Linked DNA regions of Mus musculus: region 1 is linked to region 2. A link is a loop called in an ENCODE intact Hi-C map of the cell type or tissue named here. Cell type or tissue: gastrocnemius. All regions are shown on one strand. Each heading gives the region's core, and the rest is flanking DNA. Links, peaks and the distances in the headings are about the cores only. Region 1 holds the start of Gm41313 (a long non-coding RNA gene). Region 2 overlaps Angpt1 (angiopoietin 1).

Region 1 (9,976 bases), core at 974-8,973, 55 kb before region 2:
TAATTACTGGTTTATGTAATTTAAAACGATTAAAAAAATATGTTACTTTCTCCCTTAAAATCTTCCTATAGCTCCCCATTATGCAGGAATGAAATCCCAACTGCTCACACAAAGCCCCTCCCCATCCTCCCTGGACCAGCTCTCTGGCCTCATCATTGTTACCTTCAAAGGACATTCCAGACACTCAAATGGCATGGCCTTTCTTGTGATTTCTCCAAGACACAAGCTCCTTCCTGCCCCAGGCACTTACAAGCTATTTACTTAGTGTGGAAAATTGGTCTTCAGCAATTAGTCTGGATGCATCTGTCTGTCTTGCTTAGGTCTTCCCTCCTTCAGAAGTTCTCTCTGTACCACCTTCTCCTTCTCAGACTGTTGAGAGACTTGCTAATGTGTTACACTGCCCTATTTTATAGTTTTTAAAAAGTAAAATATAATTATACCATTTCTACCTTAGATTACCTCTCTCCAATCCTTTCTGTAAAAATTGAAAATTTTTTGAATTCATGACCTCTTTGTTTTTAATAGTTTAATTCTTAAATATATAAGTTTAACATGTTCAGGCTGTTTATAATTTGATTAGTAGGTATATGATTCTTGGTATTAGATAATCAACTGGAAGGCTCCTTCCTGAGGAAGACTATTGCTCTCACTCTCAGCATTCCTTAGGTGCCTGTAACTGACTCGCGAGTGTTGGGGCCCCAAGATGTTTCTTCTTTCCATTGTTGATATGTCTATTGATATCATCCTTGTTCAGGTGTTTTGGTCTTGTATAAGGACAAATTATAAGGAACCTTTCATGGGTGTAGCAACTCTGACATTTCTAGGAGACACATTCTCCCATCAAATTTTCTGGTCTTCTGGTTCTTATATTCTTTCCACATCTCCTCTCCTCCTAGTTTAGGAATTGCGCTGTAGATATGTTTTGGAGCTGGGCATTGCACAATCACCGTTCTCTACATTTGGATCAGTTGTAGTTTTCTGAAATGGTCTCCATTTGCTAGAAAGAGACATTTCTTTGATGAGGGGTAAGACCTACACTTATCTGTGGGTATAAGGATGAATTTTTAGATTATAGTTAGATATTATGCTTCTTTAGTAAAGTGGTGGGTGTAGTTTCTCACCCAAGTTCCCCAATGTCCCTAGACTTCGAAAATCATCCATGCCCGGCTAGCTTTCCAGTACTAGGCCTGATTCTTCTCTTGTTGAGTTGGTCTTAAGTCTAGTTAGGGAGCTGTTGGTTACTGCCAAGGCTGGGTACCACTGTTACATGCTTAGGGTTCATAGATGTCATAGCTGGGTAGGACTATTGGTTGCTTCTCTCCCTTGGAAGCTTGAATGGTACATTATGGAACCATGAAAGCTAGTCTTTAGGGAGGAGAATTTCAGGACACAACCAGCTCAGATCCATGGGCTTTGTCTGAAGTGCATGCTACTTGCAACAAAAGGGACTTAACCTCCAATCTCAGGGAAGTTACCAAAACCACATCATCTTTATGGCATTTACTGCTATGTGGCATAATATTAAGAATTGTTCTTCAAATTATTTATTCTGTCTTAGCCATTTGTGGTCATGTAAAATTCCTTATAACACAATTTTTGTCTCTTTTTGATTCAATTTGCTTTATACCTAAAGGCATGTGTGGCACATAATAGGGCCTCAATAAGGAATGGCTTGATTATCACAGGCATGATGTATGATGAAGTAAAAACTTTAATTGCTGGTTAATTTTTATTGACTGCATTATTTATTCTTTTGGTTGCGTAACAGCTGTTTGACAAAATTTCCTAAGACAGTGGGTAGAGAACACAGTTTCAGATCCACAAATTCAACCATCCTCAGATCAAAAATACTTTAAAATCATGCATCTGGACTGAACCACACGTGGGCATTTTGTTATTCTATGGTAAAGCAATCATTTACACAGCACTAGGCTATGTTAGGTTTTATAAGAATTCCAGAGTTGTTTAAGTACATAATGTGTATGAGGAATATGAAATATTCTGGTATTTTGAATAAGAGACTTAAGCATCTACAAATTGTGTCTGCCAACCCCTTGGATCCAAACCCTCTTAAGGATACCAATGGAAGAACCCCCCCCCCCTTTTTTTTTCAACTAGTAATGAAAGAAGTAATTATGTGGAGCTATTCAAAGTATAAATAACATTTATAGCCATAATGCCTAACTATATTCCACATATTACCCCTTAGATATACAGGGTGAGTATCTTTTACATGGTCTACATGAAAAGTCATCAAACCGTTGCCCTTGGGCCAAATCCTGTCTGTCACCATGTTTATAAATAAAGTTTGATTACAACAGAACCACAACCACCCTCCTTCTTGTGTGCATTGTTCAAAGCTGTTTTTGTCCTACAAAGGCAGAATGGAGGAATTATAGTTGAAACTAAATGTCCAATAGAACTTAAATATGTATTTTAATATCTGGCCCTTTAAAAAAATTCTTAAGCCTGTTCTATATCATAAGAGGAAACAGCATTGATATTGGGACTATTGCAAGGTAAACTGTGAAGTTGGTTGTGTGGGAAAAACATTGACCTCCAGCAAGCAAAGTGAGGATTTTGCCAATTGGCAGAAAGCCTTACTAAGCCAATTCTTGGCGTGGTGTTTGGCATGATGTGAGGTGACATTTTGGAGTACAAATAAGGGAATTTTTGTGTCTTTTCTTTCCCCTACTCATTATCATGTGAACAGAGAAATACTCTTGAAGCTGATACATGTCAAAGAGAAAAAGCACCTGGAAAAGAGTTCTGAAAACAGTTTTCCACCTCTGAGTAGCAAGTCTGGGGTCTCCTGTTTCCTGTGCCTGTTCCATCCTGTTGGCTGAGTTGTTAGTAAGGATGTTGACAAGACATCGGAACCATTTAGTGGTCTCAGCCATGAACTTCAGTCAGCCTCTCCACTTGCATTCAGTGTACATGGAAAACAACTTCCTTTCCATTTGTTTCAGATCAAACATTAGAAAGTGAACAGGCTTGCACAGTTGACAGAAGGGTGGAGCCAGGAGTGGGAGGCTCTTTTGTCAAATACAGGGTATTACCAGCCCTGCTAGGACAGACAGGCTGAGTTAGGCAGTTCGCTTTGCTCGGTGCTTTGGCCTGGTATGAACTCATGAATGGCCTTCGCCTAAGCCTTAGTTTCTTTCTTCTCTCTTTCCTTTTTCTCTTTTTCTTTCTATTTCTTTTCCTTTTTTTTTTTCTCTTTTTAATACCACAAGCTATGCTGTGCCATTTGCGCAGATGCACAACACTAATTACATTCTGAGTCACCCATGACTTTTGTTCCAATACAAGATTATCCTTTGCAGTGAAGTTGGGAAATTCCAAACCCCCTTTGGTTTTGGCCCCATGGTCTGAGGGAAGAAGGGCCTCTCAGTGTTTAAATCTTTTTACAATGTGTACAAAAGATGTGCCCCTCTGTTATCAAAGAGTTTCTAAAGAGCAAAGCCCCCTCTGGATTGTGTTCGCCGTATTTGGAGGTGATGTTTACTTAGTTTCTGAATGCTCTCCTTTACATCACATGGAAGTATTAAATGGGAGATGTAGTTAGGCTTGATCGGTCCTAGCTGCCAACCAGTGATCAGAATCCTTTCCTCCAATCAGAAAAACGAACAATTTCTAAATTACAGGCGCTGCATGAGTCAGATGAAACTCATCATTCCACTGGTAATGTGTTTAGGTCTCTTTTCTTTTGCCATTATTAGAAAAATATGGTGTAAGATAAATCCTCCACGTTTTCAATGAAATTCTATTTCTTGTTTGCTTTTACATTGTTGAGGGAATACAAAAGTTACTTCAGACCTCAATGTGTGTGTGGTCAATTAGCAGCTGGGATATTAAGATTCTAATGTGAACATCTTAATTATTCATAACATGTTCATAGCTCTACATTCTTGAACATCAAACTTACATATTTCCATGAGATGGCTGAGGCTGCCTGCAGAATAAGTTATTGGGAAGAGCATATGCTTTGTATGTAGTCTTAGGTTTTATTTATGAAAGTCTAATGAGGTAAACTATAATCTTATTCCTTAAAAGTTATTTTACGTGAAATCAGTAAATATTTTTCAATTCTTAAGTTATATTTTTCTCTAAATTGTTAAGAGTCTCGGGGTGCTATGAGACATGTCAACACTCCTACCACTATTAACATGCAGATAGCTAGTTGGAAGCTCAGTGGGGATTGACTTCTGCTCAAGAACTGCTCTAGCAATCAGGCCTTCTCCATGTTGTCTCCTTGCAAAAATGTCAGATGTAAAATTTGGGTCTTATTACCAATATCTCCAATATCTTCTTTTTTCACTTTCCCTTTGATTTTTAAATAGTAAGAATGGAAGTATCAGATGGAAGTCATTTAATAGTGATTGAGCAGTAGTTCAACAGATATATAACAAGCTGAATATTTAATAATAAAAAATACTAATAATAGAAGTTTACTACTTGTGTATGTGTGTGTGACCATGTATGTGAAGGTACACATGCATGTGTATACATGCAATGTTCAGAGGATGACCTCAGTGGTTATTCATCAGACACTGTCCACTTTTATTCTTTCTTTCTGTCTGTCTATCTATCTATCTATCTATCTATCTATCTATCCATCCATTTGTCATCTATCTATCTATCTATCTATCTATCTATCTATCTATCTATCTATGTAATTTGTTTGTTCATTTGGAGATAGGTTCTCTCTTTGACCTGGGGTTCACCAAGTAGTCTAGGCTGGCTGGTCAGTGAGCCCCACAACCTGCCTGTCCCATCTCCTCCCATAGCCTGTGATTACACCACATACCACCATACTCAGCCTTTTTCCATTATTAACTCCTAGCTCACAGTTTTTTCTTTTCCTGTTTTTCCTTCATTGGAGATAGACTTTACATTTTTCTCTTTTCTTTTTTTGAAAGTAGACTCCCCTTCCCCCCACAATATATTCTGATTGGAGTTTTCCCACCTCCAGTGTCCTTAGCTCAAGGGAACTATCTCTGCTTCTGAATGAATAAACTGATGCACTTGAAGTAATTGACAGTAACAGAACTTGATTTTCAAACAAAGAGATTGAGAGAAATCTGTGTCGTATAGGGGCATGTGGAAGGTCAAAGAGGATGTGTAGGATGAGGCTTGCCCAGGACTCTACCCTACTCCTTTCCAGCAACAACCTGAGAGGCCCCATAGGTTCCAAGAAATGTATTTCAGGCATCCTCAGTAGAGGTTCTAGGTGATTAAATATGAAGCAGGTATATCCTCAATATATAAAATGAAATCCAACAGTTGTTAAATTGAATATTTGTTGCTAGTTTAGTATGAAATCTGTAAGATACAAAGCACTTTAAGGTTATCAGATGTTGAAATCACCAAAACAGAGAAACACACTCACTGTTCTAGACTCTTAAAATGTCCAGCTCCTCCCTATGCAGGATGGCTCAAATGTGATAAAATAATAGATAACTCGTGGTCAGTCCTTGGCAAAGTGTGTTACTTTACTTATTTTACATATCTGTTGTCACATCATTGGTATTTGTCTGCACGAAGGGTTCTGTGATGGTCAATGATTTCCTAGTATTGGAAAGTATCATGTTCACTTTATACAGAATTCTACTGAGGGTCAAAGAAAATCAACCTTGTTTAGGTGTGTTGATATTTTCCAATTCTTCATTTTTTTAAATAATAAGTGACATTTGCTTTTATTTCTATTTTTGTGTTTTTAAAATTGTTATTGGTTATTTTATTTATTTACATTTCAAATGTTATCCCCTTCCCAGTTTCCCCTCCACAAACCCACTGTCCTCTCCCCTTCCCCCTGCCTCTGTGATAGTACTCCCCCACCCACCCACCCACTCCTGCCTCAACACCCTAGCATTTTCCTACTCTGAGTCATTGAGCCTCCACAGAACCAAGGAGCTCCCCTCTCATTGATGCTGAACATATCCATCTGGAGCCCTGGGTCCCCCCACATGTACATTTGGTTGGTGGTTTAGTCCCTGGGAGCTTTGGGGTGGGGGTGGGGGGTCTGGTTGGTTGATATTGTTTTTCTTCTTATGGGGTTGCAAACCTCTCCAGCTCCTTCAATCCTTCCCCTAACTCTTCCATTGGGTTCCCTGCTCCCAGCAGGGTTCAGTTTGGCTGCATTCATCTGCATCTGTATGGATCAGGCTCTGGCAGAGCTTCTCAGGGGACAGCTATACAAAGAAACTTTGTTGTGTCAGTTTTGTGTACACCTGGCAATTTAATGAATATACCAATTTCGTGCGTCATCTCCAGGGACTTTTTAATTTTCTTCAGTAAAAGACTGAAGGGCATCTGATGGGAGTATTGAGGCTGTAGGCACCTGATACCTAGAGGGAGAGCACTTCCTAATGTCCCTCCCTCCCCTCCCTCCCTCCCCTCCCTCCCCTCCCTCCCTCCCCTCCCTCCCCTCCCTCCCTCCCTCCCTCCCTCCCTCCCTCCCTCCTCCCTCTGTTCTCCTCCCCTCCATCCATCTCTCCTTCTCTCTCTGTCCCTCCTTCTCTCATCTCTCTCAGGTCTTTGGGGTGCTTGGTGACTTGCTTTTTCAAACTCCTGTTCTTCCCTTACTCTGCAGCTGGGAGAATTCAGCATAACCAAAGCCCAGGAAGCAGAGGCAGAGGGTTAACCTCAGAGCAGGAAGGACAGAGACTTTTTCCCTGCTCATCTCTGTGTCTTCTCTGCTCCTGTTTTTGTTGAAGAGCTGAGAGAGCCTCCACCAGCTGACCGTGGAGTGAGATGCTGGGAAGCTGAAGGCTGTAGGATGAGCAGAAATGCCAGTGACTGTCCCATTCTGGAGGCCGAGGACAGGGGAGGGGCTAAATCAGGATTTTCCAGAGGGGCAGCAGTGAGTTAGAGCTTGAAATTAAGGATGTAGCAGGAATAGCAGGAGCTCACCTTTAAGGACAGGCAAGCAGCCTGTCAGCCAGTCACCTGACCAAATATACTGTCCCTCCAATGCGGTCTTCAAAGTACAGGGAGGCAGAAATGAATACACTACAGTCTGTTTTGAAGAGTAAACCCACTGAAGTGGACAGACATGAAAGCCAATAGATTGTCCACTGTGCCAATATCAAGTTCAAAGATGATATAACCCACTGATAAAACTTGTGTACCAGAACTACATCACAGGAATTTAGAATCCTGACAGTGGAACTTACTTGCTGTGTGGCCTTAGGCAAGCTCCTTAACTTCTCTGTTTCTCTGTTTCATTATGGATAAAATCAAAGAAATAGCTGCATACGCCATAGAGTTTTTTTAGATGTAAGCATAATTCACATAAATTATTTTGCTTTAGCTTTTTACCCAGCAATTATGAGTTAAATATTAGATAATACCAGGGATGATTTTAGATACTGTATTGGGTACTTTAACCACTACCAGAAACCCTGGAAAAACTTTACAAGCATCAACTTATTGAATATTTTTGAAAATTAATCAGTATTTACCTGATGGACTTGTCCCATGAGGAAACTGATGCGTGGGGAAAGGAGTCCATTTTCACAGGACTATATACAAAGGCACACTTTAGGACCAGCAGGCAAATCGCAGGGAGCCCAGCTCTGTGAACTCTGCCCTTAACCCATACAGAATGAGTTACAGGATTTTAACCATGATGTCTCCCCTTGTTAATCCTAAATTACAAGTCTGCCTTTAGAAGTTTCTGCAGTTGTCTGTGTGGACAAAGCCTTAACTCTTCTTTACCAAATGACTTGCGCCTTCCTCATGCTCTGTCTTAGCCATTTGTCCTCACTGAGGCTTTAAAGCTCATAGTTAAATTGGCTGTGGCAATAGGTTGTATTGCCCAGTGCAACACAATAGCCAGGCTCTGTCCCTCCTGCAGGTCTGGTGACAGACCACACAGACCCCTGTCTGGAGGCCCTCCTGTCTTGCTCAACAGACATACCATCTTCTTGAAGTCACAGTGCTTAATTGAGTCTGATGGTTTATCTAAAAACTTTGAAATGCCAAAGAAAGGCTTACAATTACTTTACATGAGAGCGGAGGGGGTTGCTGTTTTAAATAGCTTCCATTCAATTCATGATCTCCCTCTTGGATTTATCAGTAGGCAGTCTTGCTTGGAAAAGGCAAAGTTCATTCTGGTACTTAAAGTATTATTTGCATGTACTTTTCTTCTGTAGGTCACACAGGGAGTTGTAAAAATGAGAAGAAAAGCCTTGTTTTCTTGGGCGGGGACCTCTTATCTCATTTCCTCTTTTATTTATCATTGTTGCTATTAATTAAAATACTTCTGGTGTTTTGGTCCGAGTTGGAGGCACTTGAGGCAGATATCTCCCTGTCTAGTTTCTTCTTCTGGTCTTGGAGGCCTGGCCATTCAGATGCCTGTGATGCAAGAGTGACTTCGCAGATGACAGAGAACACCTATGTGACTCTAAGCCACCCTAACGCCACACTGTACATGTCCCAACATAGAGTCCCACATAAGAGTTCAGATTGGCAACAAATCTAAATTTAGCTTTCTAATAATTTCTGTGTGGTAGAATAGGCTAAATACCACTTGAGCAACCAAACACTTCATTCTACACTTGCTTGCCCTGGGCTCTTCAGTGTGTGGCATTTTCACATTGTAGTTGCCCAGTACATGCATAAATAAATATGCATGGCAGCATCTACATTATTTGGGGGGAAGTCTACTCTACTCCGGGAAATGTTCCAGGATCTAATGATGATGCTGAATGATAAAGATCTTTGCTCAGTCAGTAGAAAACTATTGAGCCAGGGTATATGATGTTCTCAGTTTTGTGGGTTCATTTCTTCATACACTCACCTGCCTCCTGTTTCTTTCATATTCTACCCATTTATCAATTACTTCCTGTCTAGATATAGGTGTCAAATTGGCAAATACACATTAACAGCAACTGGGAAGCACACTCTTGTGCTTGATTGTACAGTTCATACATTAATAGACACAATTATAATGTCATTTATCTCATCCTTATAACAGAACTAGAGTTGTTGCCAATAATTTTCTTTTATTTGCTGTGTTTGGTGAATTGATTTGTCTGTAAGGAGAAGACTATTGGATATTTGGTCACTAGCAGAAAAATGAAACTGAATGTTCTAGAAAAAGGATTTAAAAACAACCTCAGTATTCACAGTCGTACCTTGGCGAGCAGTGTCATCTTCCAAATACATAAACATATATGGTCTTACAGGTAATAGAGATTATCACACCAGTGTTGAGCACAAGAAAACTAAAGGCTATTGCATTAAATAAATCTTAAAAGGTTGCACATTTCCTTTAAGGAAAATGTAAAGATTAAACTCAGATTTCATGGATGGGTTACATCTGATATTTTTCAGTATTCTTGTCTCTCCAACTGTTTCCTCCACAAATTAAAATTAATTCTCAATGTTGAGCTGGGGGCAGAATCAAAGGTTCTGAACATGAGTGGTGTTTTCCTAGACACTTGGGAGAATCTATTGTTGATAAGCAGCCTTTTGTGGGGATCAGGATAATTTATCTTATATGTGTGTAAACGTCTATGGGAAGTTGTTATTCTAAGAGAACTGTTCTCTATTACCCTTCCCGTTCCAGTAATTCTTTTAAACTTCACAAATATGTCAGATAAAAAATAATTCATTGCTAGTTTTACTTTTTTTGAGCAAATTACTTAGACACAGTGCTTCAAGCGAGGGTTATTTTGATATGGATACCCAAATAAAGATATTGTTTTAAGCTATTAACTACACATTTTTTCTTAGAAAAGTTACAGTGTAGTGACAGATTTTTTTAATTTAAGCACAAAATAGGAGTATAATATGGTCAATAGACTAATTTACAATTTTAATTAGTAATTTTGCAATATTAATGAAATAGTATCCTGCTTAAAGTATTTTGGGGGCAACTATTTATTACCTTTATTCTTTAAGAGCTGTTTTATTTTTAATTGTTTGCATCTGTCTGAGGAATTACACACGTGTCAGCAAACATGTC
Region 2 (9,976 bases), core at 745-8,744:
ATAGAGCAGGATTTAAGTCAGTCTGTGGATGTCCCAAAAGGACCACAAAACAACTTACTCCCAAATCAGTTTTCCATTAGAAAATAGTAATCTTAACTTCAATATAAAATCATATCCATGGCTTCTTTGAAGTTCATTACACATCAAATATTACATTAGAAATCAAAATGCTTTCAAGATCTTTTCTGTACACTGAAATTCAGAATTTAAAGCAAAAATCACAACAACTAATACAAAAGAACTTGTCCACAAATCCCTTCAGTGCAGTCCAGAGCCTTCCCATTGTATGATCATGCATGCAGCACTGCCCACTTAGTGACTTTAAGTAAAAAGAACCAACATGACAAATGGACTTTGTCTCTCAGACATGAAACATGACCAGCTGTAAGTGTCTCACTGAACTTTTATTGCTTTTACTTTTATGTTAACCATAACAAGTCACCATGTTTTCAGGGTCCTAAAACAAAAGACTCATGAAAGCCTCGCTTTTGAAAAGAATATTAGTCTATGGGAAACCCCTTTACTTGTATGAAGAGAATGACAGTTCTTTGATGGATCTACATATTTCTTCTGCAAGACAAAAGCAATCCAGAAATCCACTCACTGAAGGAATCCTGCAGAGTTGAGGGTTTTTTGCCCGCCTGGAATTCAGCGGTTGGCTTTCATACTTCAAGCTCGCATTGGCTTTAAGGAAAAATGCAAATAATTAACCCTGAAGTAAGAGGCATTTCACCTCAGACTCTTCCTGCTGGGTTAACAAACATCTCACAGAAAGGGAGCTCTCTCTGGGAGTGTCTCACTAGGTGTCATTATTGATTAGTGACACCTATTCTCTTAGGAAAGCCTTTGGAAATGTAGAGCTTCAAGGGGGTTTGATAATTGGGGATGAAGTTTTCAGTTGCTTTTTGTCCAAATTTGTTAACTGAACTGTTAAGTGATGAGATGCCCATTAGGAGACTTGCCTGGGAAGTCTGTGTTACCCTCAGTAGCCAGCCATTCCTGCTCCCAGGACTCTCTATGCTTCATATTCTAAAGGACCCTTTCTCAATTCCCATCAAAACACTGCCAGGGGGCTGATAGGGCACAGTGTCATCTCATGACTTGACTTATAACCAGAATCAGCACCAGTTAATTAGAATGATTGGTAGCTAGCTATCCTTAAGTAACCTGATTATCCAATTCTCTGATGTTGATTTTACCTGATTTGATTTTAAATATCTCAATGATTGTATAGTGTAGCACAAATGATTTAAAATATCCCAAAATATCTTAGATTTAAAAATAAAAACCCATGTAATATTTATAAATGAGGTAGTTATAAAAATTTGATAAAAGGAATGTGTAATGGACAGATTTCCCTTTACCGCATCCTCTGAAGGCATGGAAGTTGCTCTCTTATGTAACATAAATGAGGTTGGAAGGTTGGAAATATTGTCATTATGGTTGAAGAATACACCAACTACCAAATATTATGACAAAAAAAAATTCCTGGAATAATCTAAAAAGAACATAACCAGAGAAAACCTTGTAGATGCACAATTTTTTTAATTTAAATCATTTAATAGAGTAGTTCAAAGTAAATCATCATGAAATGTATTTGATAAGAGAAACTAATAAGAATAGTAAATAAAGGATGCATGCATTTTTCTGGGCACATAGTAACAGTGTGGATCTGAGAAGTCAGAAGCTTTTCATCCAATCTTCAAGATTTGCAGAGGTTCATATTTAGTCTTAAAATAAGATATTACACTTAGCAAAGTCTGTTGTTAATCCTGGAATTCAATTCTGTTTCTGCCAGGTTTCTGACCTTCATCTTTGCAATTGTTCAAGTATGTAACATATGTTCAACACACACGAGAAATTATGCACACACCAATGGATTTTGTATATACTGATGGAAATCAGCTAGTAGATGGCTAAATCATGGATGTTATAGATGGGAAAGCAGATAACATGTTTTATTGTTTGTAGCTTTAAAAATTCCACTTTTTCCTTTAAACATGAAGTCTTTCCTGTTGGTAATAAAGCCACAGAAAAAGACAGAAATAAAAATGGTTTTTAGTCTCTGAAAAATTTCCCACAGAAGAGGCTAGCTTTCAAAACATGGCCTTCACCCATTGATAGCCTGCAGTGTGAGGATCTATTTGTCTTTCTCTACTCATTCAGGAAATATAGCTTTCCCAACGTCTTCAAAATCCTACTGATTTAATGACGTGCTCTCAATTTCTTTAACCTATTTAAGATTCTGTGTCTTCTCTATAATTGATACTAAAAAAAAATTACTGTTTCTATTTCTACTTGGACTGAAAGAAACACTAACTCTTTAGCACAGAAAACTTAATCTCAGCACATGAGCACACTTGAGGTTCATAGAGGAAGGGCATCTAAGACATATAGCATTCACAGTTTCAAGCCATCAGCAGCAAAGAGCCCTCCTACATAGAAATTGCAATTATGGTGGAACATCGTCTCTTATAATAAACAAAAATTAGGGAGAAATATTATGGATTAAGAAGATTAAAATATGCAGAAAACAATGAACATGCTAACATTTCACATTTGATTCTGAAGAAAGGGCATTTTCAGGGCAATATCTGCAAATACATTAGGAGCCTCAGCAGTCACCCAGGTGAAGGTAGAGCAGAGGGGAATCAAGAAATATTTAGTAATAATCAGACCTCTTGCTTGCCTGAAGCTGAGCCTCAGTGGGCAGGTGTCTCTTAGCAATTTGTACCTTTGTATGGAATATCACAGTGCTCCAACAGGATCTTAAGTCCTCCGACTCAGGAATTTCAACAGTTCATCTGTGGAGCCTAGAGAGTCCTGAAATGTCCATCCATCTAGATGAATCAAAAAGTTCACTCATAGTTTTGGAAACCAGAGGCTCTGTGCATTTAATTATGTTATTAACAGAACAGGTGAGCCCTGCCTTCAATGACCTGGGTTTCCCAGGTTTAGCCTGACCTTTTAGAATGTATGCTTGTTGATCTGTATCAGGAAAGACAAAAATGTAGGGGAAAAGAGTTTGGTCCCTCCAATTTTTTCTGTTAGAATTCTTGTGTGAATTCTGAGAGGAGATGAAATTATTTATTTATTTGCTTCAAAACCTTCATCACTATCTTCACTTATACAGTGTTATTTTCTTTCATTGAAAAGCTTGCCTCTGTTTTTCACCCTTCTCCACTTGGCACACTGGTGAACTCTTGGTGACATGGATCCTATACTGAAAAGAGTAGAGTTTTATTATTCCTGCTAAGCTCCTTGATGGCTTCAGGATCTTGGCATCGAGGGAAAATCTCCTGTCATTTGTTATTGTTGTACCCCTTTATTCTTTTCTTCTCTGAGTGCTGTGTTTATTTTAAGGACAAGGACAAATATTGGGATTTGGTAGAATATCCTGCCAAGAGAAAGCACATGCAAAACATAAAAATCCTGGAAACATTTGAAGACTCCTCCTCCTCAAACTGAAAGCCAGGGAAGGAAGCAGGGTGGAAAAGAGCAGCACACAAGCAGGGAAAGGAAGAAGGGAAAGGAAATGTCACCAGACCTGTTCTAGAATGGACTTGATGGTCACTTTCACTTTTTGCCATTTGTCTTCATCTTCATTTGGATACTTTGAGCCAGATATATAATCCCATCAATGACATTGAGAGTTCCAGGTCAGCCAGAACTACAGAGCAAGTTAGAAGAGACCTCATCTTAAAAAAACATCATATAAACTCTTTTGAGTATGATGTCTTTCTTAGAAGCATAAAATAGTACAGAAATTTACACAATCTTGGTCCCCACCCACAGCCTCTGTTTAAGGACTTTCTGGTAATATAGTTGCTTTTTCTGTCTTTAATTTATTTACCTTAGACATGTGTGTTGATGGCGGCTCATTTACCCTGACTTCCAAGTTGCCCCCAGTGCAGGACTGTTTTATGTCCTAGTTGGAAATATGTCCTCCAGGCCTGTTGTTGTAGAGAGCTCTGTGTGTAGCAAGAGGCTGGTTCTCACCGAGACAGTGATTCTGTATTTGCTTCCTTTTGTAAATTACCCAAGATGCTACCTTCCCAAGTCTTATAAGTTGTATTTTCATTGTCTTCCAAAATTGATGGTACTTGTACTTTATTATGCATGCACAATTTGGTTTTTATTTTCTAAGAGGATTCTCAAGTGGCATAAGGTTCAGTACCATTATAGCTGAGTATATTTATGTGATATAAATCTGAAGAGACTTGAGAAAGAAGCAAAGGTGGTCAAGGTAACCTGTAGCAGCTGCTGCCTATGCTGTGTATACTTTCTGTTAAATGCTAGAGAAACTCAACTCTAATTTGTTTCAAGGGTTTCCAAAGGCCTCTGTATTAATCATGGGAGTTACCCTTGGGGCTTATGCTAGATAACTTGAAAACACTTCCTATCATTATTATACATTGTTATTACAGAAGTGGAAAAATACTGTCTGTAAGCACTCATTCACACCTATCCAGGCTCAAAGGCCAACAATCTCAGTTGGACATGCCATACTAAGCCCTGCAGGGCCCCAACTTGAATCCAATGTGTCCAAGGCTTTGTTTCTCTAATTCTTTGTTACCAACAGAGCCATGCAGAACAGTAATGAGGATAAGCAATGTTGGAAAGAGGCATGTTTTAGATACAATGCATTGTAGGTATAGATTTTCAAAATCACAAGCTTTTTTTAGAATCACCCAAATATATGAGCATATCTCTGAGAGAAAATCTAGATTAAGTTAACTTCTAAGCATGCTTGTGAGAGATTTTCTAGATTAGTTTAATTGAGATAGAAAGATCCAGCCTAAATGTAGGCATATCTTTACATGGGCTATAATTCTAGAATTTTTAGGGTGAGGCTGGAGAGGGGAAAGAAGCCAAGCTGAACAGCAACATTCATCATTATTTTGCACTTCCTGCCAGTGGACTGCCAGTGGATGTAATATGAGCAGCCACTTCAAGCTCCTGCCACCAAAATTTCCTTGCCACACTGGATTGTACCCTCAAACTGTAAGCTAAAAGAAATCATTCCGTCTTTAAGTTGGTTTTGCTGGAAATTTTATCATAGCAACAAGAAACTGACTGATACACATGCCAAACATAAGTTCTGAAGGAATCCATCAGATTGTTTTTCTCTGAATTGACTGATTTTCTTTTCTTTTTTTTTTCTCAGTGTGTCTTCCCTATGCATCTTGTCATAGCAACAACCTTTACTTATTCCTCTCATTGTTTTTGTGTCTTTGTCTTGGTCAGTGATGTCTAAAACTATTAGTAAGCAAAGGAATGCCCAAGTCATTGTAGATACCCCCTGTAGCAATTGTAGTGCAGGACTGTTATACTGATAATACTCTGAATTCAATTCTAGAAGTCAGAAACTGGGGAAGATTCCTTTAATGTGATTTTTCAAAGTATGGAAAAGAAATGGTTAAAAATTGTCCACCTGAGAGGCTCTGCCAGTGCCTGACAAATACAGAGGTGGATGCTCACAGCCAACCATTGGACTGAGCACAAGGTCCCCAATGGAGCGTCTAAAGAAAGAATCGAAAAAGCTGAAGGAGCTTGCAGCCTCATAAGAGGAACAACAATATGAATCAACCAGCACCCCCAGAGCTTCCAGGGGCTAAACTACCAACTAAATAATACATATGGAGGGACTCATGGCTCCAGCTGCATATCTAGCAGAGAATGGCCTTGTCAGACATCAATGGGAGGAGAGGCCCTTGGTCCTGAGAAGGCTCAATGTCCCAGTATAGGGAAATGCCAGGACAGGGAAGTGGGAGTGCGTGGGTGGGTGAGCAGGGGGAGTGGGGATGGTATGGGGGGGGGTTGAAGGGGAAACCAGGAAAGGGATGTAAATAAAGAAAATATCTAATTAAAAAATTGTTCACCTAATATATTTGAGATATTTTAATATGTGATCAAATTTTGAATTATTATGACTTAATTTTGAAAAGTTCCTCCTGGTGTTCTAAGTATTGTTATGATTCCAAATAAAATAATGAATCCCTTAGAAGTCATCGTGACATTCATGCATAACCAAGAATGTGCCCAGAATAGTGTATCACTGGATAGCTGCAAATGTTTTCCCAGTGCCTTTCAGCTGGGATTTGTACTGAATTCTCTCTAGGGATGCACTCTGCTTAAGTCCTGTGCAGTTTCTGGGGGAGATTAACATGGCCCTCATACTCAATGTATTTTTTTTGATTGATCAAGGAAGGGTTTTATTAAGCCAATCAGTAAAGAATCACTTTCTTGGCACTGTAGTGTGATGGATTTTGTATTTACATTAACAAAAGACTACTAATTACATTTTTTTTTTATTAGATATTTTCTTTATTTACATTTCAAATGCTATCCCGAAAGGAAAGTTTCCTATACACTCCCCCCACCCTGCTCCCCTTTCCACCCACTCCCACTTCTTGACCCTGGAGTTCCCTTGTACTGGGGCATATAAAGTTTGCAAGACCTAGGGACCTCTCTTCCCAATGATGACCGACTAGGCCATCTTCTGCTATATATGCAGCTAGAGACACGACCTCTGGGGGTACTGGTTAGTTAATATTGTTGTTCCACCTATAGGGTTGCAGACCTCTTCAGCTCCTTTAGTACTTTATCTAGCTCCTCCACTGGGGACCCTGTGTTCCATCATATAGATGACTGTGAGCATCCACTTCTGTATTTTCCAGGCACTGGCATAGCCTCATACAAGACAGTTATATCAGGGTCCCTTCAGCAAAATCATGCCGGCATATGCAATAGTGTCTGGGTTTGGTGGCTGATTATGTCATGGATACCCAGGAATACCCAAGATACAATTTGCAAAACACAAGAAAATCAAGAAGAAGGAAGACCAGCGTGTGGATACTTTATTCCTCCTTAGAATAGGGAACAAAATACCCATGAAAGGAGTTACAGAGACAAAGTTTGGAGCTAAGACCTTTTTTTTTTTTTTTATCGAGAAGTCAAATATGTTTAAAAGTTACCAAAATAAATCAGATGAACTACTGAAATTCTTTAATTACTTAAATCAATACAACTTGAATATTTGCTGCTGTCTATTGGTTTCAGATTGAGCATTATAAGAAACAGCTTTGCTTATAGACAACAACAATTGCTCCTTGTCCATAGCAGAATTCTTTTCAGGTTAAAAAGAGAAGTTACTCAAACCATTCCCCTCTATCTCTAACAGTGCAGTCAGAGAATGATTACAGGTATTGGAGAATAACTTTTATTGAGCATTAATGATGTTCCTGGTAGAACATGAACCTAAGACATAACCTAGAAAATTCAGGCAGTTTTGTTTGTCTGTTTGTTTTGTCTTGTTTTGTTGTTTAGAGATGGGAGAATTTATCCTTAAGAGCAGTACCTTTAAAAACAACAACAACAACAAAAACAGAGGGAAGCAATCCTGGGTAGGAAGATGAGCTACACACTAAGACAGCTGTAACAGAACCCAGTGCTAATCCCAGAAGTCACTGTGGCTGTATAATCACCTTTTGGAGAGTCATATCTTTGTGACTCTGTATCCAAGAATCTGTCAAACATGGAAGGGACAAAATCCTAAGGACAAGCAGTGCCCTTCAACTAAAGGCATGTATAATCCTGAGTGCCAAGCAGTCAGCACTCCATGCCTGTCTCATTTTGTTGGTGTTGTGCTGAGAAATTCGTAGAACCTGGCTCTGAATAGGGGGCAGGTTGGGGTCTGCTTCCCCTACTGTCTGTGCATTTCAATGGTGTGAAGCTCTCAGCATGCAAATGTGGGTTACCAATTTGACTTAAGTGAACCTAAGGTTGAGAAGAAATTTGTTCACGTCTGTCTAAGGTTGAGAAGATATTCGTTCACATCTGTCTCTTGCTGCAGCATGTGCGGGTTCTCACCTACAACTATGTTGGTCTTTGCAAAGCCTTCATCAAAAGGAATATTAGCAGTATTTGCGAAATTCTTGTTCCATTCCTGTTTCCACACAGCCTACAGTCACAGGGTCATTACAAACTTTGCTGCAAAAAAATAAGCCAAACCAAAGCAAAACAACCCAAAATTCTGAGGCTGTAGGGCCTGGCCTGATGCTTTCCCTTTTCAGTTCTATGTAAGTCTGAGTAAAAGTATACTTTTAAAGTTTTATTCAAGTGCAGATTCTGGCAGCTGATACAGTGATTTCCATTAACTGAAACACTTAGACTGAATGATAAGGAAATTTATGAGTCAAGTTAGCCCAGGGCTTTTTGTGCTCTAAACCTAATAATATTCAGGAGTTCTGAATGTTTCAGACTAAAGAAACTTTCACAAATGCAGGTGTTCATGTTGAAATAAAAAAAAAAAAAGCTTTTACTAAAATATATTTAAATATTCTCTCAAATTGCAAATGGAGACTTGCTGGCAGACCAAGGAAAAAAAACCCAATTATCAGCTGTGCGTGGAATTTCACAGACTATATGGTTCATTGGTCCCAGAAATACTCTTATTCTTTTGTTTAAAAAAATCACTTTTTTTATAAAAAGCATTTTGTGAATATTAGGGTATAACTAAAATCTAACATAATGAGAACATTGAGAGTTTATAGAAAGACTCGTTGGATTCATGAGTGCATGCATGTCCTTAGGCAAAGCCCTGACTAGTTGACTCCCAGGTTCTCTGTGAGAAGGCAGTACCTCTTTCACAGGTTGTTGGCAAGTTCAAATGGGGTACCAAATTGCTTACTGCATAAGCCTTTAGCAATCTCTAACAGTTGTCATTATCCTGGAAGCTAAACATTAGCCCTTCCAGTGGACCAAAGTAACCGTCTCATATTTGTAGAAAGGAAATAGATAATCAAAGAGTCATAGACATAGTTGGTATCTCTTAGATCCAGAGAAGTGTTTAAGACTTCTATTCTCATAACATGGTCAGAAAACACGAATGGCCAGAGAAGGGAAGTGAGTTACACAGGGAGTTAATTGGGTACAGCTCTCTGTTTTGCCTTAAACCAATCAGTTGGCCACAGGCGACTCACTGACTCTCAGCTGCTGTAATTGACTGGAACGCAGCTACCTGCTCTGAGAACATGATCCTGAATTAGGCTTTCAGTTTGTGCACACAGCAAATGGCACTTTCTTGTGTTTGGAAGTACTCACAGGCCACGTTTAGTTTTATTTGTGATCTCTAGAATTATCCTTAAATGTGGGGTGAATTATTTTTACTTGTAGTGGAGGGATGAGTTGAATCTAGACAGATGTATGGGCTTATTCCCTGTAGAGTGCCTGCAAGGGTGATTTCTAATAGATGTTTAACATGGAACTCATTAAAATTCTATACCAGCAAGCCACAAATGGAGCACAGACAATGAATAGCAGCCAATACAAAATTGAACATCCCGGAGAAAAATCCAATAGATCAGACAAAGTATCTGAATGACCATGACAGTACTTATGGACAATGTTTAGCAAATCCACCTTGTTTTCAGAACAAACACTAGAACTATATTAAAATGACAAGCTGACCATATCCACTTGCTTTATTGAAACTAACCTCTTTCCTATGTAAAATAACACAGCATTGTGTTCCCAGTAAAGCCCAGGCTGCAGATACAGGCCATTCACCAGGAGATCTTATTAAGCAAACAATTCAAAGGGCGGCTTTGCTTTTGTCCCAAGCCTGATACTGACAGATGCTAACCTTGCCAGCAAGACTCCTCTTTTGTATACTTGTGATGGGGAAGGCGGTTTTCTTTCCCCTTTGTAGGTAGCTTGGGAGAGGATTGACAGAGACACCAAAGTGGACTTTGCCACAGCGTAAGGGTACTTGTAGGCGCTCCTAGACCAGCAAGAGTTTTCCATGCTCTTCCTTGCTCCTGTTTTGCTCTGTTTGGGCTAGTATATGAGTCATATTTTACATCCTTACAAAAGGCCTCTGGACGTTTTTATGAGGCTTGAAGAGAAATGTTATTTAACTTTATTTTATTGGCAGATTTCCATGCGTACTGTGACTAATACTATTTCCATTGTT

The links. Peaks named below come from ENCODE experiments on the same cell type or tissue, not always from the same donor. Only the 100,000 strongest peaks of a DNase experiment are listed, where the experiment ranks them.
Region 1: a loop joins it to region 2, with 7 times the contacts of the local background. A loop is called at or near these places in 2 of 42 quality-filtered maps.

What each region holds. Positions count from the first base shown.
Region 1 is chr15:42,662,569-42,672,544 of GRCm38, reverse strand. The region is part of intron 1 of Angpt1 (angiopoietin 1); the gene reads left to right. Gm41313 (a long non-coding RNA gene) reads left to right here and starts at 6,479. Exons shown (of 2, transcript XR_875323.1): 1 at 6,479-9,976. In gastrocnemius, for the core only: no CTCF peak of the experiment used is centred there; a DNase peak (open chromatin) is centred at 2,601; H3K27ac peaks cover 377 bases.
Region 2 is chr15:42,607,698-42,617,673 of GRCm38, reverse strand. All of the region lies in intron 1 of Angpt1 (angiopoietin 1), which reads left to right. Among named protein-coding and RNA genes, the nearest start is that of Gm41313, 53 kb to the left of the region's middle. In gastrocnemius, for the core only: no CTCF peak of the experiment used is centred there; no DNase peak of the experiment used is centred there; H3K27ac peaks cover 223 bases.